Regions from separate parts of the Homo sapiens genome. Here region 2 is linked to region 1. Evidence: chromatin loops called from intact Hi-C (ENCODE). Cell type or tissue: dorsolateral prefrontal cortex. All regions are shown on one strand. Links, peaks and the distances in the headings refer to the core of each region. The heading gives the core; the rest is flanking DNA.

Region 1 (11,244 bases), core at 1,601-9,600:
TAGATCCGTGGTTCATCTTAGAGCCATGGGATTACCTAAGAATCATGTGATCACCTTAGACCCAGGGATCATCTTAGAGCCAGGGGATTATCCTAGAACCATGGATCATCTTAGAGCCATGGAATTATCTGAGAATCATGTGATCACCTTAGAGCCATGGATCATCTCAGAGCCCTTGATCATTTTAGAGCCACGGGATCCCCTTAGAACCATGGGATCATCCTAGAACTATGGATCATCTTAGAGCCATAGGATCACCTTAGAAACACAGATCATCTTAGAACCAGAGGATCATCCTAGAACCAAGGATCATCTTAGAGCCGTGGGATTACCTGAGAATCAAGTGATCACTTTAGAACCATGAATTATCTTAGAGATACGGGATCATTGTAGAGCCACGGGGTCACCTCAGAGGCATGTGCTCATGCTAGAATCTTGGGATCACCTTAGAGCCCAGAGATCGTTTCAGAACCATGGAATCCTTGAGAACCATGTATCATCTTAGAGCCATGGGCTTATCCTAGAACCACAGGTGCACCTTAGAATCTCAAACACTGTAAATGTAGAACTCGAGAATCTTAGAAAGCCCAACCCTAAACTGTCAAACCTTACTATGTTAGGATACTATTATACATGTGGAGAAAGATCCATGCAATCTTAGAATCTTAACTCCTAAAACAATACATTCTGAAGGTATTAGAAAATCAAGGGTGATATTCAAAATAGTGAATACCAGCTGGGTGTGGTGGCTCATGCCTGTAATCCTAGTACTTTGGGAAGCCGAGGCAGGGGGATTACTTGAGGTAGGAGTTCGAGTCCAGCCTGGGCAACATGTTGAAACCTCGCCTCTACTAAAAATACAAAAAATCAGCCGGGCGTAATGGTGCGCGCCTGTAATCCCAGCTACTCAGGAGACTGAGGCACGAGAATTGCTTGAACCTGGGAGGCAGAGGTTGCAGTGAGCCCAGATAGGGCATCCCTGGGCAACAGAGTGAGACTCTCAAAACGAACAGACAACAAACAAAACAAAATAGTGAATCCTAGGCTTGGCACTGACCAGTCAGAAGGGTAGTGGGGCTAGGAGGATGTCAGTCCTACTTAGACTTTCTCATCATAGGGCCTTAGAAGCTCAGAATTGTATGTTCTTAGCACTCCAGAACCATTACGTGGTCCAGAATGGTGAAGTCACTCGCCTGAAGTCAGCAAGCTCGGGAGGTGCAGAGCTGGGATTCAGAGGCAGGCGGTCTGGCTCCAGAGTCCGTGCTCTGATCCCCACACCATGCCAGTTCCCAGCCTGGGGTTCTTCTGCTGAAGCCGTTGCCCCCTCCCTCACCTGTCCCTCTCCTCTCTCCAGGGACTTCTGCCTGGGGTGAGCCCTCCGTGCCCCCTGCAGCTGCCTTCCAGCCTGGGCACAAGCGGACACCTTCAGAGGCTGAGCGATGGCTGGAGGAGGTGTCACAGGTGGCCAAGGCCCAGCAGCAGCAGCAGCAGCAACAGCAACAGCAGCAGCAGCAGCAGCAGCAACAGCAGCAAGCAGCCTCAGTGGCCCCAGTGCCCACCATGCCTCCTGCCCTGCAGCCTTTCCCCGCCCCCGTGGGGCCCTTTGACGCTGCACCTGCCCAAGTGGCCGTGTTCCTGCCACCCCCACACATGCAGCCCCCTTTTGTGCCCGCCTACCCGGGCTTGGGCTACCCACCGATGCCCCGGGTGCCCGTGGTGGGCATCACACCCTCACAGATGGTGGCAAACGCCTTCTGCTCAGCCGCCCAGCTCCAGCCTCAGCCTGCCACTCTGCTTGGGAAAGCTGGGGCCTTCCCGCCCCCTGCCATACCCAGTGCCCCTGGGAGCCAGGCCCGCCCTCGCCCCAATGGGGCCCCCTGGCCCCCTGAGCCAGCGCCTGCCCCAGCTCCAGAGTTGGACCCCTTTGAGGCCCAGTGGGCGGCATTAGAAGGCAAAGCCACTGTAGAGAAACCCTCCAACCCCTTTTCTGGCGACCTGCAAAAGACATTCGAGATTGAACTGTAGCCCGAGCCGCCCCACCCACTCCATCATCTCCAGGTGCCCCACGCCTGGGGGTGGAGGCACAACCTCTCCCCTAACCCTGCTCCCTGGGGCTGCGCCCCTCAACACCCTCTCAACACCCCCCTCCCTCAACCACCCCGACAACCACTACAGAACCAACATTGTGACGCCCAGGTTGCAACAGGATGGAATTCAGGGACGGACCCAGCCTGGCTAAGGGAACCATTTCACTGCCGGACTTAGGCTGGCAATGCCCCCTTCCCCAACCCCAGACACAGGGGTTGGCCACAATCCCACTGAATGCCCTTGGTTCACACTCCATTTCCCAGTTTCTGTTGACCCCCACCTTCCAGTGTTGGACAGGATGGAGGGGGGACACTTGCTTAGGGGCTCTCCTGGGCCCCACACCAGTGCCCACCCCAAATCTGGTCGTCTCCTCCCCCCATGCACAGCACAAGCTAAGGGCTGCCCTCTGCCCACACGCTGCGTTCACTGCCAATGCTGTACTCACCTCCATCACCCTCCAACTTTGGGGCCCATGTCTTCCTTGGGCCAAGGTCTCATGGGGGCTAGGGCCAAGTTGGGGGCCCAGGAGGCGGGGAGGGAGGAGGAGGAGAAGATGCGCAGTTACCTCATGTCGGTGCCCGCTGGGGAGGGGTCCGGGAAGAAGGGGAAGGGGTGCCTGGCGGGTACTTTTCTATCTTTTATTTCCAGATTTTTTTTGTATCTAAACTTGAAGATTTGTATTATACAAGGACAGCCAATAAAGGAAGAATATAATGGTGCCCCTCGGGAAACGAGGGTGTGTGTAGGGCGCTGGTGAGGCCCTAGAACCTTTCCTCCTGAGTCATGGACTGAAACAGAGTCAGAAGGATGTCCCTGAGTGATAACCTCTGAGTCATAGCGTGGTAACAGGTACCACTGACTCAGCACCTGCCAGGCGGGTATTAAAGGAGCCAAAATTAATCACCCCATTTCTATTCCTTACAGAGTTAGAATCAAGGAATAAAAAACAAATATTATGAACTGCTGGCTGGGCACAGTGGCTCACGCCTGTAATCCCAGCACTTTGGGAGGTCGAGGCAGGCAGATCACTTAAGGTCAGGAGTTCGAGACCAGCCTGGCCGCCATGGAGAAACCCAGTCTCTACCAAAAATTCAAAAATTAGCCGGGCGTGGTGGCAGGCGCCTGTAATTCCAGGAGGCTGAGGCACAAGAATCGCTTGAACCCAGGCAGCAGAGGTTGCAGTGACCTGAGGTCACACCATTGCACTCCTGCCTGGGCAACAGAATGAGACTCTGTCTCAAAAAAAAAAAACAAAAAAAAAAAAACTACTTCTAATTAGCTCAATATTAATATTTTAACAAGTTGGGTTGGTAACAGTATATCTTTGCCCATGCTGGCAAATTCTTGTTTTGTCAGCATTTTCCATAACTCTGGCCAAAGTGTCACCTGATGTGGCAACGTTTTACAGTCTTGCTATTGTTTCTTGAGTCCTTTAATCTATAAGATGTATTTTTAAAAATATATAACATATAAATTTTGTTTCGTTATAGCTCTTTAAAATGAGGTGGTTGATTTTGTGCAGTCCAATATTCTATTCCCACTGGATAGATGGGGAAGTTGAGTCAGTGGCCCACGGTGATACATTTGATTAGTGTGGGCCAAAGTCAAAGGCAGTCGTGAAACCATCAGGCTGAGGCCGGGCACTGAGGTGGCTCTCACCTGTAAGCCCAGCACTTCGGGAGGCCAAGGTGGGAGGATCGCTTGAGCCCAGGAGTTCGAGGCCAGCCTGGGCAACATAATGAGACCCTGTCTCTACAAAATAATTTTAAAATTAGGTGGGCGTGGTGGCATACGCCTGTAGTCCCAGCTGCTGGAGAGGTTGAGGTGGGAGGATTGCTTGAGCCTGGGAGGTCCAGGCTGCAGTGGTCCGTGATGCAGTCACTGCACTCCAGCCTGTGAGGGTGACAGCGTGAGACCCTGTCTAAAAAAGCAGACAAAACAAAAGGCTGGGCGTGGTGGCTCATGCCTTTAATCCCAGCACTTTGGGAAGCCGAGGCAAGTGGATTACCTGAGGTTGGGAGTTCGAGACTAGCCTGGCCAACATGGTGAAACTCCGTCTCTACTAAAAATACAAAACTTAGCCAGGCGTGGTGGTGGGTGCCTGTAATCTCAGCTACTTGGGAAGCTGAGGCAGGACAATCGCTTGAACCTGGGAGGCCAAGGTTGCAGTGAGCCAAGATCACGCCACTGCACTCCAGCCTGGGCAACAGAGCGAGACTCTGTCTCAAAAACAAAAAAGCATCAGGCTGTGAGGGAACAAGCCTAGGGGTCTGCCCTCTATAGCGTTTCCATTACATCCCATTAACCTGCTTGTGGACTCCAGGACTAGGAGACCTAAGACAGCTCTGTCGGGGTATGACGTTGGGGGAATGTCCCAGGCAGGGAGCAGAGGACCCTGCCAGAGATAAGCCACACTCTCACCTCCAAGCTTTTGCATTTGTCATTCTTTCTGCCTAGAACACCCTTTCCTTCATGGTGACACAGCACTTCCCAGAAGAATGCTACTCATTCTTTAGGACTCCGTTCAAATACCTTTTGTTAGAAGGTGACCCTCTTCCAAGGCCCTGAGCCCCATCCTATCCTTTCATTAGGATTTATTTATTTTTTGAGACAGAGTCTCACTCTGTCGCCCAGGCTGGAGTGCAGTGGTGTGATCTCATTGCAGCCTCCACCTCCTGGGCTCAAGCGATTCTCCTGCCTCAGCCTCCCAAGTAGCTGGAACTACAGATGCCTTGCCACCACACCTAGCTAATTTTTGTATTTTTAGTAGAGACTGGGTTTCACCATGTTGGCCAGGCTGGTCTGGAACTCCTGACCTCAGCGATTTGCCCACCTCGGCTTCCCAAAGTGTTGGGATTACAGGTGTGAGCCGCCGCGCCCAGCCCAGTATTTTTGCTATTATTATTTTGGAGGCAGGGGTCTCACGCTGTCACCCGGGCTGGACTGCAGTGGGGCAATCATAGCTCATTGCAGCCTTGAATTCCTGGGCTCAACCAATCTTCCCACCTCAGCCTCCTGAGTAGCTGGGACTATAGGCGTACACCACTATGCCCAACTGATTTTTAAATTATTTTGTAGAGATGGGGGTCTCGCTATGTTGTCCAATCTGGTCTGGAACTCCTGGCCTCAAGCGATCCTCTTGTCTCTGCCTCCCAAAGTGCTGGGATAACAGGCGCCCGGCCCCATCCTACCTTTTTGGTCTAAGTTCAGACGGCTCTTCAACCCCCCCAGACTGAGTCAGCAGCACCCACTCTCCCCTTGGATCCTACAGGCCCCTCTCCTCCCCTATCCCAGCCCTGACCCATCTGCCTGTGCCTCCCCCGTCCTCTCAATGACTCATTCTGGGCTGTCACTATCTGGTGGCAGGTCTGTCTGCCTCACTGGACTGTGAGGGAGAAGGGGGTCTGGGGCGTCTCAGTCACTTCCCCGTGCCAACACAGGGCCAGGCACAGAAGAGGCAGCCTCAGTGTTTCCCCTCTGCAAACCACTAGGAAGTGAGAGGGGCAGAAACGGCCTAGGACTGGGACAGAGAGGATTTGAGCAACTGGAAGGATGGGGAACTGAGGTCAGAAGCACGCAGCAAATCTGGGACACAGTCAAGGCACCCCCACCCCGTCCCTGACTGATCTCTTCGTTCAACCACCCTTCCTTGCGCCCAGAGCAGCCTTTCTCAGAGCTGCCCCCACAACGGTTCCCGCGGATGCAGATGGAAGGGGGCCGTCCCGGGGAGGACCTCCCACAGGCTCCTCTTGGCCCATTTCCCATCTTCCCTCCCACGCCCAGGATGGAGACTCTGGCTCTCCACGGAGCTTTTCGCTCCAAAGAGGCCCTGGAACCCGGATCAACCGCCCACTCCCACTTCTCCAGGTTTCAGCCCGCTAAGAATAGACCAGGGACATCGCACTGGAAAGCCCCGCCCTACCCAGGAACCCCATCCCACACAAACGCCTATCGAGGTCATTTTGGGGGAACAGGAGGACGTCCCCCTGGGGCCGGTTCTGCACTCCTCTCTCCCGTTCTTTGGGAAGCTCCGCCCTCCGTTGCAGCCCCGCCCCTCGCGGCCGCCCCCTTTCCCGGAACCGCCCCCGGCCGCGCAGGCTATTTTGATGCATTCCACGGGTGACAGAGCCGGGCGCCCCCACCCCGCTTCCTGTTGGGTGATTTTGTTTTGTTTTGTTTTGTTTTTTAAAGCTCCACCCCCAGGAGGCCACAGTTTCTCCGGGAGCCGGCCGCGCAGGACCGGGGACAGCCCTGGCCCCTCGCTGCACAGCGCTGGGACCGCCCCACGGAGCGCGGCGTCTCATGCTCCCTGGGGCCCGCTGCTTCCACTGCCCTGCGCAGGGCCACGCGCCACCCCGGGCTGCCTGGCCGTAACCTACCCCGTCCACCCTCCAGGCGCGCTCGCCGACCTCCCGCACCTGTGGGGCCACGTGGTTGCCGGGAGCGCTCCTCTAGCGTGGTGAAGCAGCGCCCCCTCGTGGTCTTGCGCTCGCGGCGCCTGGGCGGCCGCCCCTCCAAGACTTTGCTAAGGCAGGAAAAGTGTTTAAGAAAAATTAAAATTGTGCTGGGCGCGGTGGCTCACGCCTGTAATCCCAGCACTTTGGGAGGCCGAGGCAGGTGCATTACCTGAGGTCAGGGGTTCAAGACCAGCCTGGCCAAAATGGCGAAACCCCGTCTCGACTAAAAATGCAAACATTAGCCGGACGTGGGGGCGGGCGCCTGTAGTCCCAGCTACCCGGGAGGCTGAGGCAGGAGAATCGCTTGAACCCGGTAGGTGGAGGTTGTAGTGAGCCGAAATCGAGCCACTGCACTCCAGTGATAGAGGGAGACTCGGTCTCAAAAAAAAAAAAATTGCTGTCGCATTCATGAACATTATACTTCAGGCCCTGGCTCAGCCATTCACCCCTCTGGGAAGTCCTCCCTGACTGGTCGGGCGCCTCCTTTGGGCTCCTATGGTTCCTTATGCTCCTCAACTGGGCCTGTACCTCCCCGCCCTGGCCCGGATCCGTCTGCCTGTACATCTCCCATCTGGACCTCGACCCCTTTGCCCTCTGCCTGCACCTCACCAGTCCCCGCCCCGACCCCTCTGCCTGTGCCCCCCATTCCAGCCCAACCTCTCTGCCCGGGCTTCCCCCATCCTGGCCTCCCACCCCTCTGCCTGTCCCCTCCCCACCATCCCGCCGTGATGGCTCTAGGCTGTCACTGTCTATAATGGGTCGGCGTCCCCGCCCTGCACAGAAAACCTCATGAGGGCAGGGAAGAGAGCTGTCTTGATAACTACTGAGTCCTCAGTATTACCAAGGTAACATTTATTTCCTCCCTCAACACTGGTTTTGTTTTAACAGCTTTACTGAGGTATAATCTACCTGTCATAAAATTCACCTATTATAAGTGATTTACTGATTTTGGGTGATTTTACAGTTCTGCAGCCATCACAGCCAATTCAAGAACATTTCCATCACTCTGAAAAGATCCCTTCTGCCCATTTGCAGTCGCTCCCTATTCCCTGTCCCAGCCCCAGGCAACCACTGGTCTACTTTCTGTCCCATACATATTCTCTTCTTCATTTTACAAGCATTTTCTGAATATTTATTTTTATCAGCTATTGAGGGCTGAGGGTACACAATGAAACTCACAGGCCCTGCCTTCAGGGAACTCAGAGTCTGGTTATTGTAATAGCTGATGGGAAAATATGTCCATGCACTAATTTCTTCATTCATTCAAAAAACATTTATTGGCCAGGCACTGTGGCTTGTGCCTGTAATCCCAGCACTTTGGGAGGCTGATTGGGGAGGGTCACTTGAGGCCAGGAGTTCAAGACCAGCCTGGAAAATATAGTGAGACCCCCCCCCCCACCCCGATCTCTACAAAAAAATTTTTTTTTTTAATTATCAAGGTGTGGTGGTGCACACCTATAGTCCCAGTAACAGGAAGCTGAGGTGGGAGGATTGCTTGAGCCCAGGAGGTCGAGGCTGCAGTGAGCCATGATTGTGCCACTGCACTCCAGCCTGGGTGACAGAACAAGACCATCTCTACAGAAAAAAAAAAAAAAAAAAAAAAGAGAGAAAAAGAAGGGTCTTCCAAAAATTCATGGAAAATGTGTATTATGAAAAAACTATGCATGGAGTTCAATTTTTTTTTTTTGCACCAAAATAAATTCATACTAACTTGTTATAACTTGTCTGAACAGGACCTAGTTTGAGACACTAAAATAAAACATCAGATTGAAAAGAGCCCCTATCAGAGCAACACGAATTCTAAAATTGAAGCAAGAACAAGCATCAAATTGATGGTGAAGCTTGGGTGGAAGAATGATGAAATCATTGATGTTTTCCAAAAACTTGACAGTGCCCCAGAGAAATCAGCCATTTACAAATGGATAACTCGTTTTAAGAAGGGACAAGTTCGGGCGTGGTGGTTCACGCCTGTAATCCCAATACTTTGGGAGGCTGAGGCCAGCGGATCATTGGAGCTCAGGAATTCGAGACCAGCCTGGGTAACATGGTGAAACCCCATCCGTACAAAAAATACATAAATTAGCTGGGTGTGGTGGTGCACACTTGTAGTTCCAGCTACTCAGGAGGCTGAGGTGGGAGGATCACTTGAGTCTGGGAGGTAGAGGTTGCAGTGAGCCGTGATTGCGCCACTGCACTCCAGCCTGGGTCATGCTGAAGATGAAGCCCACCGTGGCATACCATCCACATCAATTTTTGCAGAAAAAAATTAAATTTGTTTATGCCTTAATTAAAGAGGACTTACAGTTAACAGCAGAAACAATAGCCAACACCATAGACATCTCAATTGGTACAGCTTACACAATTCTTTTTTCTTTTTTTTTTTTTTTTTTTTTGAGACAGGGTTCTCATACTGTCGCCCAGGCTGAGTACAGTGGTGAGATTGTGGCTCACTGCAGCCTCAACCTCCTGGGCTCAAGCGATCCTTCCACCTCAGCCTCCGAAGTAGTTGGAACTACAGGTGCGTGCCAGCACGTTCAGCTAAGTGTCACACGCGTCCCTGTGAAGAGACCACCAAACAGGCTTTGTGTGAGCAACAAGGCTGTTTATTTCACCTGGGTGCAGGCAGGCTGAGTCCAAAAAGAGAGTCAGCAAAGGGTGGTGGGATTATGATTAATTCTTATAGGTTTTGGGATAGGCGGTGGAGTTTGGAGCAATGTTTTGCGGGCAGGGGGCGGATCTCACAAAGTTCATTCTCAAGGATGGGAAGAATTACAAAGAAACTTCTTAAGGGTGGGGGAGATTACAAAGTACATTGATCATTAGGGTGGGGCAGAAACAAATCACAATGGTGGAATGTCATCAGTTAAGGCTATTTTCACTTCTTTTGTGGCTCTTCAGTTGCTTCAGGCCACCTGGATGTATACGTGCAGGTCACAGGCGATATGATGGCTTAGCTTGGGCTCAGAGGCCTGACACTAAATTTTCGTATTTTTTGTAGAGATGGGGGTCTCATTAGGTTTCCCAGGCTGGTCTTGAACTCCTGGACACAAGTGATCCTCCTGCCTCATTCTCCCGAACTGCTGGGATTACAGGCTTGAGCCACCTCACCCGGCCTCAGCTTACACAATTCTGACTGAAATTAAAGCTAAACAAACTTTCCACTCGATGGGTGCCAGAACGGTCGCACCCAGATCAGCTGCAGAGAAGAGCAGAGCTTTCCATGGACATGCTAAACAAGTGAGATCGAGATCCTAATGCATTTCCTTGAAGGATTGTAACGGGAAATGATACATGGTTTCACGGGTGCAATCCTAAAGACAAATCGTAATCAGAGAATGATTGCCAAGAGCGGGGAAGTGATCCAGTCAAGGCAGAAGCACACTGGTCAAGAGCAAAGGTCATAGCAACAGTTTTTGGGGATGCTCAAGGCATTTTGCTGGTTGACTTTCTGTAGGGTCAAAGAATAATAAGATCTGCTTATTATGAGAGTGTTTTGAGAAAGTTAGCCGAAGCTTTAGTAGAAATAAGCCTGGGAAGCTTCACCAGAGAGTTCTTCTCCAGCATGTCTACGCTTCTGCTCATTCTCCTCATCAAACGAGCAATTTTACAAGTTTTGATGGGAAATTATTAGGCATCCACTTGGCAGTCCCAATTTGGCTCCTTCTGACTTTTTGTTTCCTAATCTTAAAATCTTTGAAGGGCACCCATTTTTCTTCAGTTAAGAATGTAAAAAGACTGGGCTGGGCGGAGTGGCTCACGCCTGTAATCTTAGCATTTTGGGAGGCCAAGGAGGGTGGATCACCTGAGGTTGGGAGTTCAAGACCAGCCTGACCAACATGGCAAAACCCTGTCTCTACTAAAAAAAAAAATACAAAAATTAGCCAGGTGTGGTGGCTCATGACTGTAATCCCAGCTAGTCGGGAGGCTGAGGCAGGAGAATCACTTGAACCCAGGAGGTGGAGGTTGCAGTGAGCCGAGATCATGCCACTGCACTCCAGCCTGGGCAACAAGAACAAAAAAAAAAGGCCTGGCACAGTGGCTCACAACTGTAATGCTAGCACTTTGGGAGGCCGAGGCGGGCAGATCACCTGAAGTTAGGAGTTTGAGACCAGCCCGGCCAACTTGGCAAAACCTCGTCTCTACTAAAAAAAAAAAAATTAGCCAGATGTGGTGGTACATGCCTGTAGTCCCAGCTACTCAGGAGGCTGAGGCAGGAGAATGGCTTGAACCCGGGAGGCAGAGGTTGCAGTGAGCCGAGATCATACCACTGCACTCCAGCCTGAGCAACAGAGTGAGATTCCATCAAAAAAAAAAAGAAAGAGAAAATGTAAAAAGGCTGCACTGACATGATTAAATTCCTGGGACCCTCAGTTATTTAGGGATAGACTAAATGGCTGGTATAATGGTTTACAAAAGTGTCTTGACTTTGACCTTGATGGAGTTTATGGTGAGAAATAAAGATTTTTTTAAAATTTTTATCTCTTAATTCCATTCTCCATCAACTTTTTGAATTCCCCTCATAACACAATAGCAATTTGTAGCTCATACCTATAAGCTTAGATAGCATACAGTAGCTCATACCTATAAGCTTAAGTAGACATTTACATAACTTTTAGATATCTATAGTACGTAGATAGCTACAGATCAATGTAGATGTCGAAAGAGAAAGAGCGAGACCAGGCCAGGTGGTTCACGCCTG
Region 2 (9,310 bases), core at 1-8,000, 240 kb before region 1:
CTGAGGCTCAGGGAGGATCAGAGCCTCCTCTGAAAGTCTCTCAGGCCATAATATTCCACCCCTCCTCCCTGGGAGAGCCGCAGCTGGAGGTCTGTAGCGGGGCAAGGCTGCACTAAGAGTGGGCTTCACCTCCACCCCTCCCGCCTCTCCTCCTCAGGAAGGCGGAACTGTTTCAGAGAAGGCCTGGCCAGAATGGAGCTCTTTCTCTACCTCACCACCATCATGCAGAACTTCCGCTTCAAATCGCGGCAGTCGCCTAAGGACATTGTTGTGTCCCCCAAACACGTGGGCTTTGTCACAATCCCACGAAACTACACCAAGTGCTACTTGCCTTGCTGAGGGAGGGCTGTGCTGGTGCCGGCGTGGTGGGCGGGATCAGAGGAAGGGCGGGGCCAGGAGCGGGCCTGCGGGAGGGGCGGGGCTAAGAATGGGGGCAGGACAGGGGGAAAGGAAGGGGCGAGGTGGTTAGGGGGAAGAGAAGAAACAGAAGGGGCTCAGTTCACCTTGACGATGTCCTTCAGAGCTGGGATGAGAGGAAGGGAAACCTTAAACTATGCTACAAAGAGTAGTAATAATAGCATCTCATTTCTTGAACAAGTACCTCCGTGTCAGCTCTGTTCAAAAACCGTTGCATGCTCACCTCACTTAATGCCCACAAACCTCTGCAAAGGGGAACAGCATTCATGCCCATTTTACACATGACAAAGCTGAGGCTCAGAAAGTTGTCTGTAGCTGAGGTGTCACAGAATATAAGTGCCCAGCAAATCTTTGAACACAACCCTCTGGGCAGATTCTTAAAAAGCACCCCTTCCTCAAGTCAAACAGCTTAGTATAGCATCACACAGCCTGAACAGCCCTGTCCTGGGGTTTTCTCCAGAGACCTGGCCGGCGGTTGTCCTGGCTTCACTGCACACTTGCCCACTCTCACCTACTCAAGCACACTTTGTGCACCAGGGTGTAGCCTGCACCCCCTACCAGGTAAGGCCACTGTCGTCCATTGAGAGTCAGTTCAGGGACACAATGAGACCGCTTAATGAAGAAATTGACAGAGAGAAACATTCTGAGAGAATGCTGGGAGAACTCTGGATCAGGACATACCATATGCATGTGTGTGATCATGTACAGTTGTGCATGTGAGCATATGACTGCATACTCTCCCCATGTATGCATGAAAAACATTCCACTATGGGTTTCTGAAGGTTGGGTTCTCTTGATGGATCTAGGGTCTGTTGTAAGACCCAGCTAAGAGTTTCACAATTACCTGCCCTCTCTCAAATAAGTTAGTGTGTGTCCCCCTTAGAAGCTCCCTTACAGCTTTCACGAAAATTAACTCCAAGTTTATTGTAGACCTAAATAAAAAATGAGTATAAAACTTCTAGAAGATAACATAGGAGAAAATCTAGATGACCTTGTGTTTGCTGGTGACTTCTTAGACACAACACCAAAAGCACAATCCATGAAAGAAACAATTGATAAATTCTACATCATTAAAATTACAAATTGCTCTGCAAAAGAATTGTCAAGAGAACGACAATACAAGCTACAGACGGAGAGAACATATTTACAGGGCACATACCTGATAAAGGACTTACATTCAAAATACACAAAGAACTGTTAAAACTCAACAATAGAAAGCAAACAACCCAATGAAAAGTGGGCAAAAGATCTGAACAGACACCTCACCAAAGAAAATATACACATAGCAAATAAGCATACGGAAAGATGCTCCACATCATATGTCACTAAAAATTTCAAATTAAAACAATAATGATATACCACTACCCACCTATTAGAATGGCTAAAATCCAAAACTGATCACCAAATGCTGGCAAGGAGGTGGTCCAACAGGAACTGTCATTCATTGATGGTGAGAATGCAAAATGGCGCAGCTAATTTGGAAGACAGATTTGCAGTTTCTTGCAAAGTTAAACAGATTCTTACCATGTGATACAGCCATCAGGCTCTTTGGTATTAACCCAAATGAGCTTTATATCCACACACAAAAACTTATATCCACACAAAATCTTACACAGAAATGTTTACAGCAGCTTTATTCATAATTGCAAGACTTGGAAGCAACCAAGATGTCCTTTAACAGGTGAATGAGGAAACAAACTGTGGTACATCCATACAATATTATTTAGCAATAAAAAGAAATGAGCTATCAATCTATGAAAAGACTGGGAGGAACCTTAAATGTATATGGCTCAGTAAAAGAAGCCAGCCTGAAAAGGCTTCATACTGTGTGATTCCAACTATATAATATTCTGGAAAAAGTGAGACTGTGAAGACAGTACAAAGATCAGTAGTTGCCAGGAGTTTAGGGAGGAGGGATGAATAAGTGGAGAATATGGGATTTTTTCTTTCTTTCTTTCTTTCTTTCTTTTTTTTTTTTTTGAGACGGAGTCTCGCTCTGTCATCCAGGCTGGAGTGCAGTTGAGGATCTCGGCTCACTGCAAGCTCCGCCTTGCCTCCCATTCTCTCCTGCCTCAGCCTCCTGAGTAGCTGGGTCTACAGGCGCCCACCACCACGCCTGGCTAATTTTTTGTATTTTTAGTAGAGACGGGGTTTCACTGTGTTAGCCAGGATGGTCTTGATCTCCTGACCTTGTGATCCGCCCCCCTCAGCCTCCCAAAGTGCTGGGATTACAGGTGTGAGCTGCTGTGCCCAGCCCATTTCTGTTGTTTTTTTAAGCCACTCAGTTTGTGGTACTTTGTTATATGTACCTAGGTTCCTAGGCAGCCCTAGGAAGCTAATAAATCCATCCCTGGATAAACTGATAAATAAAAGGTGATATATCCATACAATGCAATTTCGTTCAGCCACAAAGAGGAATGAAGCAGAACTTCATGCTACAACTAGCATGAACCTTTAAAAAAGTATTAGTGAAAGAACGCAGTCAGAAAAGACCACATAATATATGACTTAATTTATATGCAAGTCAGGAATAGAGAATCTAGGCCAGGCATGGTGGCTCATGCCTGTAATCCCAGCAGTTTGGGAGGCCAAGGCCGGACGATCATTTGAGGTCAGGAGTTCAAAACCAGCCTGGCCAACATGGTGAAACCCCATCTTTACTAAAAATACAAAAATTAGCCTGGCGTCGTGGTGGGTGCCTGTAATCCAAGCTACTCAGGAAGCTGAGGCAGGAGAATCTCTTGAACCTGGGAGGCAGAGGTTGCAGTGAGCAGAGATTGTGCCATTGCGCTCCAGCCTAGGCAACAGAGCGAGGCTCCATCTCAAAAAAAAAAAAAGTGAATCTACAAAGAAAAGTAGATTCGTGGTTGCTCAGGGCAGGGAATTGACTGTGGGGGAAAAGGGGTAAGACCTAGAAGGTATGAGGTTTCTTGTAGAGGTGATGAAAATGTTCTAAAATTGACCATGGTGATGGTTGCAGTATTGATTAATACACCCAAACCCACTTAATTGTACACTTTATGATCTGTAAGTTATATCAATAAAGGCTTTTTCAAAAAGAAAAGAAACAAATATAAAGAAAAAAACCTCACAGTAAAGAAAATGTCCTCTCTGACTTGTAGGTCTTGATTAGTTCTAGGAAGAAAATTGATTCACCTAGTTTCTGAGAAATGTTTACTCTAATTAAATGAATTACTTCCAGGGGATAGCAGGAGTACGGATTCCCTCTAACCTGCCTCATACTTCCTGGTGTTACCTAATCCACCTGGGCTTCCTCCATCACAGTCCTCCACATTCTACTCCGTGCTTCCTTCATCAGAGCTATGCTGGGCTATGCTGGGCCGTCACTGTAAAGGATGGAGCACTCTTCCCTGCTGGGCTGTGAGCCCTATGTGGTGAGTCACTGAGCTTTTCCTGGTCACCATTATGTCATTAGGTCCTTCCGTGGGCCCCTTGGAAGGACCCGATGTGTGTTGAATAACTACAATGTCTTAGATTCTCAGAATTTCTAGGAACTTTTTTTTTTTTAACAGAATCTCACTCTGTCGCCAGGCTGGAATGCAGTGGTTTGATCTCAGCTCACTGCCACCTCCACCTCCCGAGTTCAAGCGACTCTCCTGCCTCAGCCACACGAGTAGCTGGGACTACAGGCACGTGCCACCACATCCAGCTAATTTTAGTATTTTTAGTGGAGACGGGCTTTCACCATGTTGGCCAGATTGGTCTCAATCTCTTGACCTCGTGATCCGCCCACCTCGGCTTCCCAGAGTGCTGGGAATACAGGCGTGAGCCACCGCGCCAGCCTCTAGGAACTTTCTAATAGGCTCACGTCATAAATAGAAATGAAGGCTATTTTGAGGACCTATAGCTCTTCTGTGCTTTACCTAAAGAGAGATCAACAATTCTCTCTCCTGCTTATTCTTTTTTTTTTTTTCCTTAAGACACAGTCTTGCTCTATCACCAGACTGGAGTGCAGTGGCGTGATCTCAGCTCACTGCAACCTCTGCCTCACAGGTTCAAGCAATTCTGCTGCCTCGGCCTCCCTAGTAGCTGGGACTACAGGCACGTGCCACCATGCCCGGCTAATTTTTGTATTTTCTTGGTAGAGACAGGGTTTCATCATGTTAGCCAGGCTGGTCACGGACTCCTGACCTCAGGTGATCCACCCGCCTCAGCCTCCCAACGCCCTGGGATTACAGGCGTGAGCCATCGCGCCCGGCCTGCTTTATGTATTCTATTTGCAAGTAAGATCATTTTAAAAAACGTTTCACAGCTAAAAATGTTTGATGCCCATTGTACTGTGTACTTGCGAGGTGTGTTTGTAGCTCTGAGATGCTGCATTTATAGAAGGGGGTGCCAAGGCTTTAATGATGTGGGTTTGTATGTTGGTGTCTGTGGTGGGCATAGGGATGTGCTACTTGAATCTTCATTCATGGAGAACTTTCCAATCAGCTTCAATAAGGGCAGTGAGCTGAGAGTCTCCAGTTGCAGCACCATTAGGACCCACCTCAGTGTGGAGCGGAACCCATGCTTTTCCAAGGAAGCCCCAAATAGTAATTAAGGACTCTGGGATCCAGGGCATGACCCTATCTGTCCAACATAAACCATCCCCAACAGCATTTTTCTCTGGATTATGGGTCTGTTATCTCTGCCTGGTGGTCTTGGCCTGTCTCTGTCCAATCCTCCTTCCTTCCTTCTTTTCTTTCACAAGTGTTGGATCTGCATCCTGTTCTGAAGACTTTTCTGCTACCAGTGTCATCTGCTTCCTTCCTTTTTGGTCTTTCACATGCATTACCCTCCTCCCTCCAATAAAATGATGGACCCCTAACTCCGTCTAAATCTCAGCTTCCCGGAGGATCTAATTCCCATAATGTATATAATGGCATTTATTGTTTGTTTGTTTGTTTGTTTTGAGACAGTCTCACTCTGTTGCCCAGGCTGGAGTGCAGTGACACTATCACTGCAACCTCCACCTCCCAAGTTCAAGTGATTCTCATGCCTCAGCCTCCTGAGTAGCTGGGATTACAGGGATGCACCACCATGCCTGGCTAATTTTTTTTCTATTTTTAGTAGAGATGGGGTTTCACTGTGTTGGCCAGGCTGGTCTCGAACTCCTGGCCTCAAGTGATCTGCCCACCTTGGCCTCCCAAAGTCCTAGGATTACAGGCGTGAGCCACCATGCCTGGCCGCATTTATTGTTTATTATACACACAGTCTCAAAACTCTTTTCTGATTTTCTGAGTACCTCCTATTGTGTGGCTCTTGATCAGGGACAAGGCTTTGCCTCCCACTACAACAGCTGAAGGAGGTATTCATTCTTCCTCACCTCACCTTGAACCCTAAGGTTTTAACATGTGGCTAGATGTCTGGAACTCTTAATCATGAGGATGTGAGACAAAAACACAGACACAATCAGGAAATCATCTATAGTGGCATCAGTGGGTCTAGAGTCCCATGGCAGTACCCAGGGGGTGGGTCAGGTGTTCAGTACCCAGGAGATGGGTGGTGTGGCAGCAGGTCCTACCAGATAGCTTTGAACATTACCTTGGCTGTTGGTCCCCTACCACAGCCTCTTTTTCCTACTCATATTCTTACCCTATTTTTCCAGAATTGCTGTTAATTTTGTGAGCTAAACAATCACCTTCCAGTAGCTAACAGCCTTTCTATTTAAAATAACCAAAGTCACTTTATATTGCTTAAAAATAGGAACCCTGGCCGGGCGCAGTGGCTCAAGCCTGTAATCCCAGCACTTTGGGAGTCCGAGATGAGTGGATCACCTGAGGTCAGGAGATAGAGACCAGCCTGGCCAACATGGTGAAATCCAGTTTCTACTAAAAATACAAAAATCAGCCAGGCGTGGTTGTGCGTGCCTGTAATCCCAGCTACTTCAGGGAGCTGAAGCAGGAAAATCACTTGAACCTAGGAGGCAGAGGTTGCAGTGAGCTGAGATCATGCCACTACACTCCAGCCTGGGTGAGAGAGTGAGACTCTGTCTAAAAAAAAAAAAAAAAAAAAAAAGGAACCCTGACTGTCATGGGTCCCAAGGTTCCCTGGAGGTGACAGGTTGAAGAAGAGGTGATCAAAGATGAGATCCTATCCTTGGACTCCTGCCTGAACTCCCTCTTTCTCTCACACCCTATATACAATACCGTAGCAAACCCCACCATCTCAGAGAGTGAAACAGATTTCAAATCTACCATATTCTGCCCAGCTTCACTGCTGCTGCTGGGTCTGAGTCAACACCACCAGTTGCAGTAGCCTGCTAATAGGTCTTGGCTTTTGTATCCATCATATGATAGCTAGTGTGAGCCCTGTAAAATATGTCTGTACATGTCATCCTCTGCTCACCATCCCTCCAAATACCTCAATCACTCTCAGGGTAAAAGCCAAGACCTCACCTTGGCCCACAAGACCCCACACAGTCTGGTCCCCATCGCCTCCCTGGCCTCGTTTCCTTCACTCCTACTCTGTCTTCCTCCTCCATGCGAGCTACACCTGCTCCCTGTGGATTCCTGGATGCACACAGCCTCCTGCCTTAGGACTCTGCTGGTTTGTTTGTTGCTTTGTTTTTTGAGACAGAGTCTCACACTGTCACCTGGGCTGGAGTGTAATGACACAATCTCAGCTCACTGCAACCTCTGCTTCCCGGGTTCAAGCAATTCTCTGTCTCAGCCTCCCAAGTAGCTGGGATTCAGGCACCTGCCACCACGCCCAGCTAATTTTTGTATTTTTAGTAGAGACATACGTTTCACCATATTGGCCAGGGTGGTCTCAAACTCTTGACCTCAGGCGATCCGACCACCTCGGCCTCCCGAAGTGCCGGGATTACAGGCATGAGCCACCACGCCCGGCCACTGCTGTTGGTTAATCTTTCTGCCAGGAACACTCCCTTCCCAGATATCTTCATAGCTTGTTGCCCCATCACCTTGTGAAACCACCCCTAACCATCCATTTGCAATTCCAATCACAGAATGCATATCCCACTTACCAGCCTTGCTTTTCTAATGCAGTATGTCATTTGCATATTTGTTTCATGTATGCTTTATTGTCCACCTTCCTTACTAGAATGTTAGCTCCCTGAAGGCAGGAGTTTTTGTCTGTTTTGCTTACTGATGGATCCCAAGTCCCTGAAGACTACGCTGGCACTTGTTGGGTATTCAGTAAATATTGGCTGAATAAATGAAAAAGAGGGAACGTTTTTGTCAGTTAATGGAGTCTGGAAAGGGAATGATAGAAGCTGGGGATAACTGAGCTATCCTCAAAAATGGAGTGGGGAGGCCGAGCACGTTGGCTTATGCCTGTAATCCTAGCACTTTGGGAGGCCAAGGTGGGTGGATGGCTTGAGGTCAGGATTTCAAGACCAGCCTGGGCAACATGGCGAAAACCCATCTCTACTAAAATTACAAAAATTAGCCAGATGCAGTGGCACGTGCCTGTAATCTCAGCTACTCGGGAGGCTGAGGCATGAAAATCCCTTGAACCCAGGAGGCAGAGGTTGCAGTGAGCCTAGATGGTGCCACTGCACTCCAGCCTGGGCCACAGAGTGAGACTCCATCTCCAAACAAACAAACGGACTGGGGAGTATTTGGAATTGGGAGTTGTGCTGAGAGCAACTGGAAAGGAAGATTAGAAGAAGAGATGATGGCGGAGAAAGGTAATGAGTCAGCAAGATGGGTGAGGATGGGGCATTTTACCCAGGGGAAGTCACTGGAGAGCAGCTGGCAGAAACTATAACTCATAACAAGTCAAGAAAGACATTTCAAGCTGTTGGCTGTGCCCTACATCGCTGTCACACACCATACTCAATAAACTTGCTACGCTCAACAGACTTGAGGTCTTTGTTCACTTTTCGGGGGCTGGTGGGTAAAGATGAGAACCAAGGAGAAAGGATTTTAGACTACATTTTGGTCAAAATCAGAGCACACACAAAAAGGGACAACATGAAGACACAGGGACTGCAGTAATAATTTGATGCAGCCAGAAACCTAAGCAACGGTGACCATGTGACCATGAAACCTGCAGGCAGAGGTGCAAATCTTGCACAGGGCGTTGCTCTTCTACGGGAGAGGAAGACACGCAGCTGTACATTCTCAGGTGACCCTGGCTGACTCTGTAATCATAGTGCCTCCTCTTAGGGATGCTTGAGGATTAGTAAGATGAGGAAGAGGGGGTGCTCCTGAACACGAGAGGAGAGCTGCATTCTTCACCACTTCCTCCTTGCCCCGCAGGAGGTGTGGCTCAGCGGGCCACAAGGCAGAGCTCATAGGTCGGGGTGATGTTGCCAAAGCCTGAGAGCTTGGGGGTGATATCGATGTCCACAAGTGGCACCAGCGAGCATAGAGAGAAGTTCTGAAGGGTGGAGGTGAAGTAGAGAAAGAGTTCCATGCGGGCCATGGCCTCGCCCAAGCAGATGCGCTTTCCTGCAGGCACAGGGGAGGGCAGAAGGAAGGGTTGCACCTGCACAGGTCATGGGGGTGCCAGGGGTGTCTGGACTGACCACCCCACTGGGCCTCAGCTGCCTCATCCGCACATCAGGGCTCATGACTGTGACTGCTTTATAAAGGGGTGTTACACAGGCTTAGTGGGTATCTATAGTTAGTGCTCAGCTAGGACCTGCTACTTCTCTGATGGCTGGGATTCCATCCCGTTCCAAGACGGAATGGTTCTATAGGATCCATGAGTTTCAAGGTTGTGTTCATTTCAGTTCCTCAAGGGTTTGTCAAATGCCTATTAGGTGCCAGACACTGGTGAGGAAAAAAAGTGAAAACTCACCCGTAATAACACTTACTGTTTATAAGCCACTCTTCCAATTGTTTGGAGGGATTAATCTCTGTTTCACAGATGGGGGCTGAAGTGACTCACCCAAGACCCCACCATTTCTAAATGATGGAGT

The links. Peaks named below come from ENCODE experiments on the same cell type or tissue, not always from the same donor. Only the 100,000 strongest peaks of a DNase experiment are listed, where the experiment ranks them.
Region 2: a loop joins it to region 1, with 2.5 times the contacts of the local background. A loop is called at or near these places in 15 of 110 quality-filtered maps.

What each region holds. Positions count from the first base shown.
Region 1 is chr19:40,658,249-40,669,492 of GRCh38, reverse strand. NUMBL (NUMB like endocytic adaptor protein) reads left to right here. Exons shown (of 10, transcript NM_004756.5): 10 at 1,355-3,588. The coding sequence ends at 2,025. Among named protein-coding and RNA genes, the nearest start is that of NUMBL, 27 kb to the left of the region's middle. RefSeq lists a silencer at 6,296-6,575. In dorsolateral prefrontal cortex, for the core only: CTCF peaks have their summits at 6,354 and 6,561 (motif pointing left); DNase peaks (open chromatin) are centred at 5,842, 6,002, 6,542 and 7,093; H3K4me3 peaks cover 1,521 bases; H3K27ac peaks cover 2,887 bases.
Region 2 is chr19:40,899,501-40,908,810 of GRCh38, reverse strand. It overlaps the pseudogene CYP2G1P. Among named protein-coding and RNA genes, the nearest start is that of CYP2A7, 22 kb to the right of the region's middle. RefSeq lists a silencer at 297-446. In dorsolateral prefrontal cortex, for the core only: no CTCF peak of the experiment used is centred there; no DNase peak of the experiment used is centred there; H3K4me3 peaks cover 593 bases; H3K27me3 peaks cover 233 bases.